Regions from separate parts of the Homo sapiens genome. Here region 1 is linked to region 2. Evidence: read pairs that join two places in POLR2A ChIA-PET (ENCODE). Cell type or tissue: B cell. All regions are shown on one strand. Each heading gives the region's core, and the rest is flanking DNA. Links, peaks and the distances in the headings are about the cores only. Region 1 overlaps ENDOD1 (endonuclease domain containing 1). Region 2 overlaps KDM4D (lysine demethylase 4D).

What was found. Peaks named below come from ENCODE experiments on the same cell type or tissue, not always from the same donor. Only the 100,000 strongest peaks of a DNase experiment are listed, where the experiment ranks them.
Region 1: POLR2A ChIA-PET joins it to region 2 with 8 read pairs; 3 of 35 experiments call an interaction of 5 or more read pairs at or near these places.

Annotation. Positions count from the first base shown.
Region 1 is chr11:95,105,261-95,112,621 of GRCh38, reverse strand. The region is part of intron 1 of ENDOD1 (endonuclease domain containing 1); the gene reads right to left. Among named protein-coding and RNA genes, the nearest start is that of ENDOD1, 19 kb to the right of the region's middle. RefSeq lists an enhancer at 3,307-4,506. In B cell, for the core only: no CTCF peak of the experiment used is centred there; a DNase peak (open chromatin) is centred at 4,291; H3K4me3 peaks cover 1,030 bases; H3K27ac peaks cover 3,900 bases.
Region 2 is chr11:94,988,153-94,997,937 of GRCh38, reverse strand. KDM4D (lysine demethylase 4D) reads right to left here. Exons shown (of 3, transcript NM_018039.3): 3 at 1-914. The coding sequence starts at 565. It also overlaps the pseudogene LOC100422440. Among named protein-coding and RNA genes, the nearest start is that of KDM4D, 19 kb to the right of the region's middle. In B cell, for the core only: no CTCF peak of the experiment used is centred there; no DNase peak of the experiment used is centred there.

The DNA of each region.
Region 1 (7,361 bases), core at 2,362-7,361, 120 kb before region 2:
CTACACAAAGGCTTTAAGGCAGAAACAGGCAGCCTGTGAAAATAGGACACTAGGTAAGGAAAAGTGACAGGTTACTTGGAAAGGGCAGCAGGGGATCAGACGAAAATTTCAAAAACATTGTTGCATCCCATTTACCCTTCACATAACCCTACAAGATAGGTATCATTATCATCTCCATGTCAGACATGGGAAAACTGAAACTCAGATGAATGGCAGGTACAAAGTCATCAAACAAGCATGTGGAAGAACCAGGGCTTAAGCCCAGCTTCTCTGATTTCAAAGCTCCTAAGTACATGCCAGTAGCATCCCAAGTATCTGAATGAGGAGGGGAATGCTGACAGCCACAGAGCAGACACTGTGAGAGAACAGGAGGATAAAGGAACAAATGAGAGACAAAAATGGTGCTATAAGGAGAATCAGTTGTCTAGGGTCATGCCAAAAGTCAAGGGAGGAGAAAGCTTTGGCTAGGGGATGATCAACAGTGTGTGCCACCTGCTGCAGAGAGGAAAGAGAAAGATGAAGTTAAGGCCTAGGCCTTTGGTGATTAGAGACCAGTAGCGACAGAGGGCTCAGGAAAGAAGACAGCTGGTGGAAGTGACTGGGTATGAGCAACAGGAGACTGCAGCAAGAGGCCTCTTGTTTAAGAAGTCTTTAGGTAGAGGCAGGAGAGAAAGAGGACCTCGGCCTTGAGAGATAAGCAGGTTACAAGGATAAACAAACATCGTCTTCCATGCAAGGTAAAGGGAACACTGGGAGGCTGGGGCTACTTGAGTCTCTGCATGACATAGCATCTTAGGGCAGGTTACCTGAAGCTCTAAAGCAGGGGTCTCCAACCCCAGGGCCATGGACCAGTACTGGTCCACACAGCAGGAGGTGAACAGTGGGTGAGCAAGCGAAGTTTCATCTATATTTACAGCCATTCCCTAACACTTGCATCACCGTCTAAGCTCTGCCTCCTATGAGATCAGCTGTGGCATTAGATTCTCATAGGAGTGCAAACCTTATTGTGAACTGCACATGTGAGGGATCTAGGTTGTGTGCTCGTTATGAGAATCTAATGCCTGATGATCTGTCACTGTCTCCCATCACCCCCAGATGGGACCATCTAGTTGCAGGAAAACAAGCTCAGAGATTCCACTGATTCTACATTATGGTGAGTTGTATAATTATTTCATTATAGATTACAAAGTAACAATGATAGAAATCAAGTGCACAATAAAAGTAATGCTCTTGAATCATCCCGAAACCATCCCCCTGCTCCCCGGTCCATGGAAAAATTCTCTTCCATGAAACCTGTCCCTGGTGCCTAAAAGGTTGGGGACTTCTACTCTAGAGCATCCCAAGGGGAATGCTCAGAAGGCAATGGGTTGGAGGAGCAGGAAGGCACTGAACGGACTCCCATCCCTGAGGACTTCTGGGCTGCAAAATCTATGCAAATGTCAGGGGCCAGAGTCACCAGTGCAGATTTGCCATAGGGAGTTTGTCACTGAGGAGGGAGGAGGAGCTGTTTGTGGGAAGTGGCCTTCAGGGACATAAGCATGAAGATTTGGAGCCTGCCAGTACCAACACTGCTCGCTGGCCTCCTCCACTCCTTTTCTGTCCTTCTTTGGCCCAAGCACTCTTTTCTCAACTTCTCTAGAGCTAGAATCATGTCATCTTCACAAGCCGTTTCTCTGAAATAGCTCAGAGACATGACAGGGACAAGGGAGTTCCTTTAACTCCCTTCCCAGCATCAACCTTGTGCAAGTGTTTTGATGTGACAGAGGATCCCACAGGGCCAGAAGACTAAGAAAGAGATCAGGTGTCCCAGCTGAGACCAGTCAGGGGACTACACCATGGGACAATGGAGTGAGAGTAGCCCTGAGAGCAGAAAGGAAGTGACAGAATGTCTTAGAATGTACAGGAGGATAAGGAGTCTCTGCAGAGGGCTAGAATGACTGACTGGGAAGAATGGAAAAGGGGAGAGAGGCTTGTAATGTGTTACTAATGTTGGTCATTGGCTTTAAAAAGCACACACACACACACACACACACACACATACATACACGGACTTGAAAGTCAGCAAAAAAGAGTTGTCAGAGAGAAGGGAACCCAGTGTACCAGGGAGGGGGATCCTGTGCATTTGCCTCTGGTATTTTTTACAGACTGTAGGCTCCTCAAAAGTTGGGATCATCTCTTGTACTCCTTGTCTGCCTAAGTCATAATAGAGACTCTGTATATGGTAGGTTCTTGGTAGGTATCTGCTAATCAGTACACTGGTGACCATGATGGGATCAATGGAAGAAGAAGATGGGCAGAGCAAGGGGATGATATTGGGATCCCATGGAGAAGAGTCAGCGTCTTCTGAGAACCTCTTCTGAGAATGCAGGGGAGGATGAAAGGAGGGCAGATGAGGGCTGGTGTTGGCAATTACTCAGGGAAGTGGTGATCTGCTTCTCTGCCATGGTGGCCAGGGGCCAAGAGCATAGGGAAAATTCGGAATGTCTTTAGCCTCCGAAGGCCACCATGCCAGGGAATTTACAGAAGAGGGAAAAAGACCACTGAAAAGAAAGGCCCCATGGATGTCAGCCAGGACAAGTGGGGCAGGGCAGCTCTGCTGAGGCCAAGGTTTGAGTTTTTGTACTTACACCCCCAGCAATGATCTGCAGTCCAGAGACAAGAACAGAAAAAGAACTGGCCTAGGTGTGGTGGATATGAACCCTGGCAGCCTTGTCCCTGCAAACAGATTGAAGTACCTGACCTCCAAATCCAGGTGGGCATGGGCCCAAGGTTGCAGGTGCTAATGGCACCGCTGATGTGAAGAGACTGAGCAGTGCAGGTGCAGGTAAAGAGCAAGACAGGCTCAGTGGTGATGGGGAGGAGAAGGGTGGATTCTCGAAGGAGCAGCATGGCAGCAGGTAGCAGGCCAGGTGTGGCCCTGCTGCTGATGGGCAACTGGTGTGAGTGGAGACAGCGCCTCAGAGTGTGGGACACAAGTGGGCAGCCGAGTTTGGCAGGCTGACCTCCAAAGACAAAGCAGAGGAGTCTGCCACTGCACTGAGACGGTATGTTTATCCATCAGTCTGAACCACTGAATTGAAGGGCCAGGGCCAGTGCCCAATTATCTCTGTGTTCCCAGACCTAGCATGATGGTCCTGCACACCAGGGAGTGACTGGCATTTGTTGAAAGAATGATCTCATTTGAGCTCCACAACAATCTTCTGATGCACATAAGATTTCCTCCAATTTGCAGATGAGTCTCCAGAGAGAACTGGCTCTCCTCTAATTCTGCTCCTTGATCTGCTGCAAGGAAAAGGTGGTCCTGACAACAGACCATCAAAGTGGTTATTAAACTCTCAATGACTCTGACTCATGGAGGGTGGAGTTTCCTTCCCCTGGAGAATTTTAAGCTGAGGCTAGATAAGCACATGTAGGGGATGATTCCGACAAGATCCTGTGGTCAGGAGATGACCTAGGGAGCTATCCAACTCCGTGGGGACAAAGACGCTATTTCCTTAGGGGTTTGTTTTATTTTTCAACAAGAGTTAAAATAATAGAATGAGCTGAACAGTGGGTGTTCCCATTTTATTTCTGCTGTGTGAACTACAATATAGGCACACACCCACACACACTGGGATGTAAAAGGAATGCCAACACCCCTGCTGCCATCATCAGGTGGGTCAAAGAGCCCCTCCTTAGAAAAGATCGTGGGTGCAGCTGATAATGAGAACATCAGATAATCTTATCAGAGCTGCCTACAGGGGCCTAAAGGTCCTCTGCACAGTCACACACAGTAGGATGAACTCAATCTGAGGCTCGGGTGAGTCCTAGGAGAACCTACTTACCATGGGAAATACCCAGCGAGGGAAGGAGCTGCTGCCTTTCAACAATGGAGGGGGAGGATGGTGGGGCCACAGCAGATTAAGGACATTTGAGGAGGAATAAAGCATGAGGCCTTTTCAGCTCTCAGGAAAGAAAGTGCCAACCCACCCATTTCAGGAAAAAAAAATCTTCCGTGCTTGGCATCTAAAATACTCTTTATCCTCTTGGGAATAGAAACCGCTTTAGAAGAATTAGGGGAATGCTCATTTTTCTTTTTTCTTTTTTTGGGTGTCTGTGTGTGTGTGTGTGTGTGTGTGTGTGTGTGTTTAGAAAAGAGAAATGCAGAGCTTTTCATTTCCTGAAAGGCCTTTTAGCAGAGCATGTCCTTGTCCTCTCCGCCTTCCTCCAGTGAATCACCCTTCCTCTGGGCTCCCAGCACCACTCACACACCTTCCTGGCTGTGGGAAGAAGGACGCATTTCCAGCTCTGGCCTGTGCTGTGCACACCCGTAGGTGTTGGCAAACTGTGGGAAAACAAAGACAAATGGCTAAAGAGCTCTCTCCCGAGTCAGAAGACGGTGGAACGGAAGATAAAACGTTCGAAAGGGTGGGTGTTCTACTTGCATTTCAGACTTCCCTTTTTCTTGATTAGTTGAAAAAATAAAAATAAAAGGAGGAATTCTTTAAATTCACCAACTCCAAACTGGCAATAAATGCAGGCAAGAAAGCCCTGTGTGAAGGCCAATGGGTGGCCTGGGGGCAAACAGACTCTCCCGGGGACACCTCTGGCTGCTCATCACACACAGCGAGGAGTTTCAAGCTCCTCCAGGGAGCCTAAGAAAATGTGCGGACTCCGGCCGGGCGCGGTGGCTCACGCCTGTAATCCCAGAACTTTGTGAAGCCAAGGCGGGCGGATCACGAGGTCAGGAGATCGAGATCATCCTGGCTAACACGGTCTCTACTAAACCCCGTCTCTATGAAAAATACAAAAAAATTAGCCGGGCGGAGTGGCGCGCGCCTGTAATCCCAGCTACTCGGGTGGCTGAGGCAGGAGAATCGCTTGAACCCGGGAGGCAGAAGTTGCAGTGAGCCGAGATCGCGCCACTGCACTCCAGCCTGGGTGACAGAGCAAGACTCCGTCTCAAACAAACAAAAAAAAGTGTGCGGACTCCTTTAAGACCTTTCCAGACTGCAGTACCTTCTCAGGTTACATCAGCCCTGGTCTTCTTTGGTTTCCTTCCACGTTACTCACAGAAGCCTGTTTTCCACTCTGCTATCCTTTCCAGAGCAATTATTCTTAGCATTGACTGTGTGGTACAGAATTCAGAGGAGTCCCTTACATTGAGAAGGCTCCATTTCTAATTTTTTCCACCTTCTGAGTTCAGACAAGATCAAAGGTTCTTAGGCCTGGCTGCACATCAGAATCACCTGGGAGCTTTAAAAATATCCTCAGGCCTCACCCAGACCTTTTTTTTTTTTTTTCTTTTTGAGACTGAGTCTCGCTCTCTCGCCCAGGCTGGAGGGTAGTGTCCCGATCTCTGCTCACTGCAAGCTCCGCCTCCTAGGTTCACGCCATTCTCCTGCCTCAGCCTCCCGAGTAGCTGGGACTACAACCCAGACTTCTTAAACCAGTAAAAAAAAAGTTCCCCTCCACCCAACCCCAGCATCAGGGTGTTTTTAAATTTCCCCAGGTGATTCTAATACGATTGTAATAGGAACCATGGGGCTAGATCTCCATCAGGTTCTCATTGATCACTCTCTGAAGGAATTAAGCCCCTACCTTGACAGCCACTGCAGGAAATTAGTGATGTCTCCTTAAATCAATAGTTCTCAAATTCAACTGAATTAAGGAGACATCACTAATTTCCTGCAGTGGCTGTCAAAAATGCAGACTCCTGTTCTTCACCACAGAGATACATTCTATTCAGTATGTCTGGGGTGGGACCTCCATATGCATTTTCACCACCATCCCAGGTGATGCTGACGGGGGAAAGGGGGGGGTGTCTATGAACCTCACGCTGAAAAACAAATGTTTAAATCATTTTGGGGAGTGCCCTGGCTAAGCTTAATTTATTCCCGTGATATTGAGAGAGGAATTATCCACAAATCGCAAGAGCTGTCATAATGCCAAGGTAGAGAACAAAATACTGTGGGTCCTTTGGATCCTCCACCTATTAGATCAGCTAATATTCTGATCATGTAACATGTGTAAGCAAGGACTTCCTTCCTCAGTCCTAGGTGGAGTGAGAAGTCTACTTTTGCTATGCATATTCCTTTGAACATTTCACTACTCTAACACCTTCAATAACATCCTATTACTTCCTGATTAAATGACAAACTGGCATATTCATAGGCCTCCCCGCCAAATTTCTCCAACTTCTTCTCTCAAACCTTCCTTTATATTCAACCAGAATAGGTCAATCCCCCCACTCATCCATGTCAGTTACATGGCTGTAATGTAAATGCGCCCCACTTCTCTCTACAACTGCCCCTGTCACTACCAGCTGGGGATGCTTTCACCATTCCTCTATGCTACCTAAATCCTATCTGGGTGCCAAGCCTCAGCTCTGACCTCACAGCTCCTGTGCTGGGTGTCCATCCTTTGTCTTCCAGATCCATCTCCCCTCTTCTCTGCCCTACTCTGCATCTGGGGAGGCTGATTGATTTAGATGGGAGGCTGACTTTTATGGGAGGCTGACTTGTAGGAATCACATCAGCTGAGCCCCGTTGCCCTCTGGCTTCTGACTGGAGCCATCAATGGGAAGGCGGGAAGAGAGAGGGACCAGATCATACATTCATTCCCTTGCTTCCCTGCCTGGCTGCTGTGGCTCTGGCTCTGGCTGAATTTTTGTACAGACACGGCTCTCACCAGGCTCCTACCCTTACCCCACAGGCCTAGGATGGTCACAGCTTCCTGCTGTTGCTAGTCCCTAGGTGCATCCCCATAACTGGTTGGCTCTCTTAATTCTTGTGCCTTCTGCATCCATGGATTCCACAACTGTGGATCAAAAATATTCAGGGAAAAAATTTAATAATACAACAATAAAAATAATGCAAATTAAAAAGGAATGAGATCTTGTCCTTTGCAGGGACATGGATGAAGCTAGGAGCCATTATCTTCAGCAAACTAACGCAGGAACAGAAAACCAAACACCGCATGTTCTCACTTATAAGTAGGAGCTGAACAATGAGAACACATGGACACAGGGAGGGGAAAAATACTCACTGGGGAAGGGTGGGCTGAGGGGAGAACATTAAGGAAACAAGCTAATGCATGTGAGACTTAATACCTAGGTGATGGGCTGTTAGGCACCGCAAACCACATGGCACACATTTACCTATGTAACAAACACACATCCTGCACATGCACCCCGGAACTTAAAAAAAATAGAATAATTCAAAAAAATAAAACAAGACAGTATTACAACTATATACACAGCATTTACATTGTACCAGGTATTATAAGTAATCTACAGATGATTTCAAGTATACAAGTAGATGTGCCTAAGTTATGGCAAATACTATGCCATTTTACATAAGGGACTTGAGCATGAAGGATTT
Region 2 (9,785 bases), core at 2,923-7,922:
ACGTGGTTTTCCACATGCCAAAGTACAAGTAGGGTGTATTGACGCCTTCTATGACAACCCCACATTCCTTTTCCAGCAGGTCCTGAATTGTTCCCAGGTGCCCAAGATTCCATTGTTTAGTGTTTTCATCAAACAAGGAGCCACTGATGTCAGCACCATAAATCGGTGAATTATAGATGCGGTTCTTCCAGTATTTTCGCTCCAAATCTTCGAAATTCTGGTGTGGTGGAGTCTGATATTTTTTACTGTTTGCCAAATGGCGATACTCCCCCACAGTCATGGCTTTCTTTTTTTTATGGTATTGAGTAAACACCCCTGCCCGCCCAGAGGCCACCTGCTGGAGGGGAGTGGCTATTAAGATTTCACTGATATTATCATAGGTCTCTCTGGCTTTCCATTCTTTGGGTGGAATTATCTTAGCCAAGCCAGCTCTGTGTGCACCTTGGGATTCCATGTAAGCAATATATTTATCAAAATCATTAAACTCTTCTTTGGTTGGATGAAATATCATTATGTTACAATTTGGATTCTGGGCACAGTTGGCCTTAGACTTCATAGTTTCCATTTAATAAGCAGTAAACTCTTAGTTTTTAGGTATGTTCTAGATAGTTGACAATGTAGGAAAATGCTACTTTAAAAAAAAATTTGACTGGTGTTATCTATGAGGTAGCAGGATCTACCAGCGTACTTTTTTTTTTGCAAATGAGATGATAATCTTTCTTGGGCTTGTTTATTCACTAGTGAGATTCCACTCTGGGCAGCAGCTTTGCCCAGGCATTGACGTTAGCTGATCCTGCAACTCTGTTATGTTTCGGTTGCTGCTGGGCTCTGTCTTCTTAAGTCTATTGAATTACTCAGACCTGGGGGTACGACCCAAATGTAGCAGAGAATGTCCTCAGTGTTTAGAACAAAATCTAAAAGAAAGAATACACAGAGATTAAAAATTGATATTTGGAAAAAATATTAGGCATCCAGAAATTAAATACCAGAATAGAATAATAATATTACAAAGAGAGGCTAAAATTTTATAAGATTGATAATTCAAGTGGAGGTGTGGATGTGGAACAGTGGGAATTTTCATACCCTACTACAGAGAATATGAAGCACTATAATCACTTTGGAAAACTATTTGGACAGTTTCTTCTAAAACTGAACATACATATGTTCTGTGATCCAACTGTTCCACATGCCTAGGAAATGTGTATGGTTGTGAGCTGAAAGTCACATCCAGTAATGTTCATAACAACATTGTTTCTGGTAGCCAAACACTTAAACAACCCAAATGTCCATCAGCAATAGAATGAATAAGTACACTGCAGTATATTCACACAACAGAATACCATATAGCAATGAAGATAAACCAAAGCCACATGAAAATGCAGTTTTATAAAGATCAATATTGAGTAACATTATCAAGACTCAGAAGAATACCTATTACACAATTGCATTTATATAAAGATGAAAAGGAGGCAAAGTAATCTATGTTTGAATTGCTTCTTGGCCTTTTGGCTAAGATCAAGTGTAGTAATCTATGTTTGAAGTCAGAGTAGTGGCTACCTTGGGAAAAGAGGGGTTGTTGTGTAGGGGGGCTTGAGGGGATCTCTTGAGTAAAGTTAATCTGTTCAGAACCTGGGTGCTGGTTTCATACCCATCAGAATAACTCATTGTGTTAACTCATCAAGGTATGATGATTTTCACAAATTTCTGTATGTTCATTTAAAAATAGGGTTTAGGAGGAAAAGCGTTAAAGACAACTAAGAGGCATATTTCATTGTATTAAAAGGAAAAGAAAGAACGACTGAAAATAAACTATACATTCAAGTGATAAAGGCAAATTAGAGTTAAGGGAAAGAAAGAGGAAAGGTACGGAACTAACAAAGAATAAAGATGATGTGTTTCCTTAACTCATACCGTGTGACTTTGCAGTATGTGTCCCCTATCCCTCGCACAACTGGTATCAGCCCTACATGGACCAATCTAGCATGACAGGAATTTTCCCCATAGAGAAGGGCCATTCAAAAGAGATGAAGAAAGCAGATAGTAAGGTTCCATCAGGGTTAGGATTTTTCCAGGCAAGTATACCTCAGTGAGAAAGGGATAAGGTTGTTGATGGGTTGAATGGAGAATGAACCATTATATCTATCCTGGATAAAAAAGGAAATAAGAACTTGAGGGAGGTTCGTGGGCTAGATTTCTCTATTTAGTCAAATAGTCCTGTTAGGACACTAGGAAAGGGAAGCTCAAAAAAGATTGGGATGCTCGAAACAGATTTTTTAAACTAGGGGCAGTTTTTAACTGAGTGCCTATTTTACTGATGTCTTGACATCTTCCTGAGTTTTGACTTTATGCTATTATTCAACTTCAAACTGTTTCTCCCCTCCCACATTCTCTCTCCCAAACTTTCCCTTCTTCGTCAGTTCTTAAGTTCCACTCCTTCCCAAGTAGATGAACTTGACTGTTCATCTTCCTTTACTGTCCCAACAAAACAGCACATCTTCTTTCATATCCTGTAGTTCTCTTGCCACTTATCACTTCTACCTTATATAATGTGAACAGTGTCACTTTTATTTAGCACTTCATTTAGACAGACCCCTTATTAAGCACTTTATAGTATCCTATTCAAAACTCACAACTAATCTATGAAGTTGGTACTATCATTATCCCAATTTTATGAAGGAAGAAACCAAGGTATAGAGAAATTTATAACTAACTCAATAGCTTGTGTTTTCAGTCTCTACAATTATGTCTATCCTTGACTTATCTTCCATATAAAAGTATTGAGAACATAATCTGTGTCTTGTTCACTATTGTGTTTTCCAAGAATATTGGTTTTCTTATATATTGTAGGCACCCAAAACATTTTTATTAATTAAATGAGTTGGCACACACTTCCCTCTGTCACCTATTGATTACACCCCATGTTTCTCACTGTTCTCCGTCCTCTCAGGAGAAAACACTGCTTTCTAGGGCTAATTTCTCCATTTGAACTCCTTAAATCAACATTTCCCACTTGGTCCAGGACTATGTTGAATTAAATAATCAGTTATTTTTCTCTTTATTAAATCATCAGTCATCAATCTCTTTCCTAATTTAAGCTACTGTCCTTACTCCCTCTCTCCCTCCTCTCAGGCTCCTCTCTCTCTCTCTCCCACCCAACCCCAGGTCCTGCCCCCACCTTTCTACTGACATTGTTCTCCATAAATCATCAAACTGCCTCCCAAATTCTGCTCCAGGGGTTACACTTCACTGATTCACAGAACCAGTGGTTCTGTGAACATCTGGTTCACAGAACATCACTGGTTCACAGAACACCTCCCCCTTCCTCCTAAAACTCCTACAACCTCCAGGGCACTGATACTTCTTTTAACACTGGTTCTTTTCTTTCTTCTGGGTTCTACCTCCTCTTCTACCACACACATGCAGACATCTCAAAGTTCAATTTTTATCCCTCTTAACTTTCTTTCTCTCTTAAAATTTCCTATTTATATTCAGGGTTTCTGTTAGTACCATGCTGTTTCCCTTTAAACATGTTATTTATTGTCATAACTTTCTCCAATAACTGACTCTCTCCTAAGCTTCTGCTCTCCTTCTCCAACTTAGATGGCCCAGTGAGCCCCTGAAAGTCAACTGGTTTAATACAAATTGATGATCTTTCTCCTGAAACTAAGTTACTCCTTTATATGTCTTTTATTTCTATCAAGGGCAATAATGTGTTATCGTAGTCACCACTGACTATTACATCTCCCTTTTCCCAGACATATGGTCAGTGCCTGTCAGAGGATCCAATGATAGTCTTCCATGAGGCCCCAAGGACATCTAGACACCCCAGGGTGTGTTCTCTTTATCTTCCTTATAGAAGAACCCAAGAATCCAGCTTGTCTTCCTCTCCTACTTAAAGCTGTCACTACTCAAGCGAGACACTGAGGATGTACAAGTGACAAGATTACCTGTATCATATGATAGTCTCCCAATCTCATCCCAATTTTTTAATCTTAAAAATTATTCTACAATGATTTTATTATAAATTCTTTATATTTTTGGAATATAAAATAAAATATTTCATTCTTTCTATTAGAAAACTTGCTCTAAAGAAAAGAAAAGAGAAAAGTGAGACAATTTAGAAGGATAATTAAATATCAGAAACTTAAATATCATGCTGAGGGTCTTTCCCTCAAGAAGTAACAAAATGCTGACTATGAAAATCACACAAACCTATATATTTTTTTGAATATACAAGTAAAATAAGCTTTGGGTTGAGCACTTTGTATCTGTTTTATAAACTGCGTTACTTCTTTTCTACATTTCTAAGGATTCTAGGAAGAATGATGCAATGTCTCCTTATACATATAGTCTTCAGATGTTGCATATCAAAAGAAAATACTACAATTTGTAAGTGTGACTGCGCTCCAAAAAAAAAAAAAAAACTGCTTAGAATTTGCCAGGTACAATGATGGAGAGATCCTTCAGTGTTCTAGCCAAATGTGTCACTTCTCTATGAGTCTTCAATGGTTGCTTTTGTTGTGAGACTACTTGCTTCTTTCAACTGGAACCATAGCTACCAGTAGAGAATAATTACACTGTCACTTGATACTCTTCCATTTTACCCTTACCCACAGTAATCACAATAAGGCAGAATTCGTCATCTAAGAAAACTTGACAGTTCTGACAACCAAAGAAAAGTATTTTCTTATCAGAATAATTAAAAAATAATACTTGATCCCTTAAAATTAATGGATTTCTGGAAATTAGAAAGTCTTTCTTCGGGTCTTTTAGAAATAATGCCTCCTAAGCTTCTTGCTGTGTGTGTGTGTTGGGGGGTGTTAAACTGGGCAAGTTAAGAAGTGAAGCTGAGTAAGTTTAACAGTCCCTTTCACTGCAGCCCTTGCCCAAACTGTTTGTCTTTCTTGCTGCATATGTATTTCAAATCTATTACTTCAAGTGGGGGATTGTTAACAAAATGCCTCAGACATCAGCCCTTGTTTCTTCTGACAGTCAATATCTAAATGCTATGTTTAATCAAATTTTTTTCTCAGTTAGAAAATCTACTACTTATTTAAAATAATTTATAAGCATAATATATTTGATAACTGAAAAAATTCTACTCTGTGTAGACAAGTGATTAAACTTATCCTGTATTATTGGACAGCTATTTTGTTTTTACTTTTGCACGATTATTACTAATCACTTTTACTTAAATATGTAGTCCGTATTTCAGTATCTAAAACAGTACATCCCGTAAAATATTGGTTGAATGAATGAAATTTCTTAGATTAGATACTTATAAATGAAATTACATTATAGAATTTAAATATTTTAAGATCTTTAATACACGTTGCCAAAACTTTAAAGAAAAAATATATTTTACATCCTGAACACTGATCAAATTTACTTTGAAAAAATATATATTTTACTAATTTTGGTAAGTTAAAAAGTTAGATCAAGTTTTAATTTACATTTCTTGGACAACGACTAAGGTTGATTTTGATTTTTTTCATAAATATTAGTCTTTTGGATTTCATCTTATGTATTGGTTCATATCCTTTGCCTGTTTTTTTCTAATAGGGTCCCAGGGTGTTTTCTTACCTACTTATATAAACATTTTACATATTAATTACATGAATATTTTACATATTAAACCCTTTTGTTAGATATGTTAATAGTTTTTTTTGCCAGTTTGTCATTTAACTTGTATTTCTTTAAATTTATTTAACAAAAATGTTTTTGACTTACAATATTTTATTTTCCTTTGTAATATTTTTCATGTTTTTCATGTTTAGAAAGTTATAATACTTCTTCATCTAGATGGAGATAAATATTATCCTATAGTTTTTTCCTTTGTATATGCTAATTGTACCTTTAATTCTGATTTTAATTATACCTTTAATTCTGTATTTCGGAGAGGGGGGGTTATTAACTTTTGAAATTATTGTGTGGGTATTGGTGTGAGCATGAGTATGAAGAGGATATGAATATGATTCTTGGTTCTTTACAGATGACCTGTTCATTATGTGTGTTGTTTATTTTAGGTTGTTTGTCTCTCTATCAACGTTTATAGAAGCTTTTTTTGAACCCATATTCTTACATTTTATCCATCTCAAAAATGAAGTTCTTTAATTTTAGGATTTTTTTTTTTTTAGTTCTTTCTTTGATTTCCTCTACTCCTTTTCGTCTGTGTATTAACTCCTCTTATTTAGATATTGGACCTTTCATGGATTAGACCTCTAATGTTCACCTGTTTTCCCCTCCCCCAAGTTTTCTATTCCTTTATCACTATATTTTATCTTCTAAAAAATTTCTTCATCTTTATCTCTAAACTTCCTTTCTCTTTGTCTTTTTCATTTCTCCAATCAAATTTTTAATTTCCAGTGATCATTTCTGTTACCTGAGAGTTCCTGCATGTATGTACATTGCTTTTCTTTCTTATTGTCTTATTCTTGCTTCATGGGAGCATTTCTTCTTTTACCTCTCTAGAAATACTAAAATCTCAATGGTTTTTGAAATTCTGTTTTGTTTTTCTCCCTGCATGGTCTGTTTCTTTGAAATTGACTTTTGTCCTTTTTATCTTTCTTTCTTTTTTTTGCTTTGGTCTCTTTCATATTTAAGGCTTTCCTCACATGTCTGGTAGCCTTTAGTAATTGCCTTATATAAAAAAGTACAGCACAAAAAAGGCAGATTAGAAGCTCAGGGTACATGAATTGTTTTAGTGATTATGCTTCCCTGAATGATATTCTAACTGGGCTGTTTCCTAGGTGAACTCCTAACACTGATATTTCTAGAGCTGGTCATATTCAATGCAAAAGATGCTTCAGTCTTTCTCCTGGAGAGTACAGGTCTGACTTCCCTCCCAAATGGCAAAAGAGGCTACACATTTCTAAAAGTACCCTACTTGTACAGTTCACTTTATCAACTTATTTTCCCTATGACAACCACACTCTCAAAAGTATCTGGAAATTCCCAGTCCAGAGGCCACCTTTTTCCTCACTCTAGAAAAAATGAAGCTCAATCTTCTGCCAGGGTGTAAGAGGGGCAGTTTATCCAGCTGCTTAGAGGAGGGTGGGAACCTAGGGCTCTGTTTTGTTAGACAGATTTCAACAAATTCTCCTTAGCCTCATTTTAACTGTCACTCCCAGAGGTACCTAATGCCATGACATCCTAAGCCTTTTGGGTTCTGTAGAGACAATTGTGTTGCTTCTTGGCTTTCCTCATTGCCAATTTAGGACTCAACTTTCCAGTGTTTGATAAATCAGTTTACACTTGTCCATCTGCTTTCCAATTTCCAAAACTGGCCACTACCTGTTTTCCTTTACCATTTTCTGTCTTTGTAAGTTCATTTCTTAAAACAAAAATCCTGTTACTGTCACTTTAGTGAGGTTTGGAAAGGGAACAAAGTAAATGATTGTGTTTAAACCACATCTTTATTGCTTCTTGTTTCCCAAATTTCTCTCTCAATTTTCTTATACAAACGTAGTTCCAGTCAAATGGTCCTAATCACTGTCCTTGACTCTATGCTTTTCTTCCCTTGCTTCACTTATCTCTTCCTTCTCTTTTCTAAGTTATAAACTCTGCCTTCCAGACCAATCTGAGGCTCTCCTACATCAGGGTTCCTTCTATACCAACCTCAGACCTTGGTGAGAATTCTATCTTCTATACTCCATGAGTGCTACATTTATTTGGTGCTTAATACAAGCTGTTGAGGTGGCAGCTCTCCAGAATGTGTCTTACTTGACAAGCAGCTTTCATCTCTAATGGGCACTTGCCTTAAGGGAATAAGTCTCTTCCATGAGATGTGCTTGCTTCTCTCTCCAAAATATCTGCATGTCTCTGACCCAAAAGCTTTGACAGACCTTTCCTCATAAGCTGCATGAGAAAAGGAAGGTAAGGCTGGGCATGGTGGCTCACGCCTGTAATCCCAGCACTTTGGGAGGCCGAGGTGGGTGGGACACCTGAGGTGAGGAGTTCAAGACCAGTCTGGCCAACATGGTGAAACCCTGTCTCTACTTAAAATACAAAAATTAGCTGGACGTGGTGGTGGCCTGTAATCCCAGCTACTTGGGAGGCTGAGGCAGAAGAATCACTTGAACCTGGGAGGTTCAACCTGGCGGAGGTTGCAGTGAGCTGAGATCACGCCACTGCACTCCAGCCTGGGCAAGAAGAGTGAAACTCTGTCAAAAAAAAAAAAAAAAAAGAAAGAGAGAGAGAGAGAGAAAGAAGGTTAAAGGGCAACTTTTCCTGTACCTTTTGTGCCTACAAATGCCAATATTTGGTGTGGACTTCTTTTTATGAACATCTAGAGGAGTGTGGATATAAAGGAGAAAGACACACGGCAGCAAGTATCAGGCATGGACAGCATAAACTGTGACATAAAACCCAAAGTTTGGGACTTGGCCTTTAAATCCAGCATCTTAAGTGCAGCATTATTATTTCATTCTGACATATAATAAATTGAACATGGGATTATTAACCTCATTCAAATCATCTTTATTTTCATCTGTTGCATGGATACTGCAGCAGTAACAGTGGTATCTGGCAGCAGAGAGAGGCAGGAGCCAGAAGTCTTCCTGCTGAATCCATCTACAAGGACACACCACTCCATTGAGTTTTAAGGAATTATCTAATATATGCTTCTTTGGACTGTCAATACATTTTAAATACATGTCTTGAGTAGCATGTAAGTTTGGACTTACATGGACTCTCCCAGAGATTCTGTAAACTACTCAATAACCTTTTTAGCTTTTTAAAAAAATCCCCTTTGGCTTAAAGTGAATTCTATATACATGTATAAATTTTTCTTTATTCTGCAGTTAATAACTGTCTCATTCTTTCATTTGCTTGGCTTTACACTTTATATTAATTCATTCCCAGATTCATTTCCAGAAAGGTAAATCTCTTCTAAATGCATAAAACACATCTGGTACTGAATCAGATTTCTTTTCTCAGAAATATTCTTACTGGAGCCCTCAGATGCTTACTTAAATCTAGACTGATGAGTCTTCAGGTTGTTGCATGACGTGCATCTTGAGGTTTCTAGTCATTGTAATCCTGGGGGTTCCCTTTCCCTCTCTATTATGTTAGATCCTGATTCCCCCCATCTCAAGTCTCCTTCCTGGTTTACTCCCTTGTGTTGGTAAAGCATATCTACCAGAAGCATCCTTAGAAGCTTCATTAGAGATTATTAAGTAGCTCACAGAATCTTCAGCAGGACCAGAGACTAGGGATTGGAGCCTGTGTATCCAGGAACAATATCCAGATTACCCAACAAACAATAGTTAGATATTCCTATATATCCTCTGGTCAAAGACACCAAAGACTCTGGGCAAGGGACATTTCCAATTAGAGTCTAAGCTACTGCTGCCTCTGAAAGGTCACTGTCTCTCACTGCCCTTCTCCAGGAACAGATCCTTCATGAAATCTACTTCCTCATATTTCTTTACATTATAGTCCTCCATGGGAATGTCTGATTGGAAGAGTCTAGGTCATATCTCTATGTCTTCACTGCAATAGGTGCTGGATAATTGAGTTCCGGCTTTGACCTTGATGAGGCAGGGGTCATAAAGTTGGAGGTTTACCGAAAAATAAAAAGGGAATTTAAAGTTATTTGATGGCCACAAATATCACAACTCTCTCCCAAAGTATGCATGTCTGAGTCTGAAAATGTCTTTGTTCTATCCTCATGCTTTTCTTTCAGGATTTTCAAGACATTGTTCTGCTGAATTCTACCTTCCAAAAATCCAAAACCTGTTTTCTGTTCCTTTTTGTAATCTGTCTTTACTCTCTAAACAGTATTA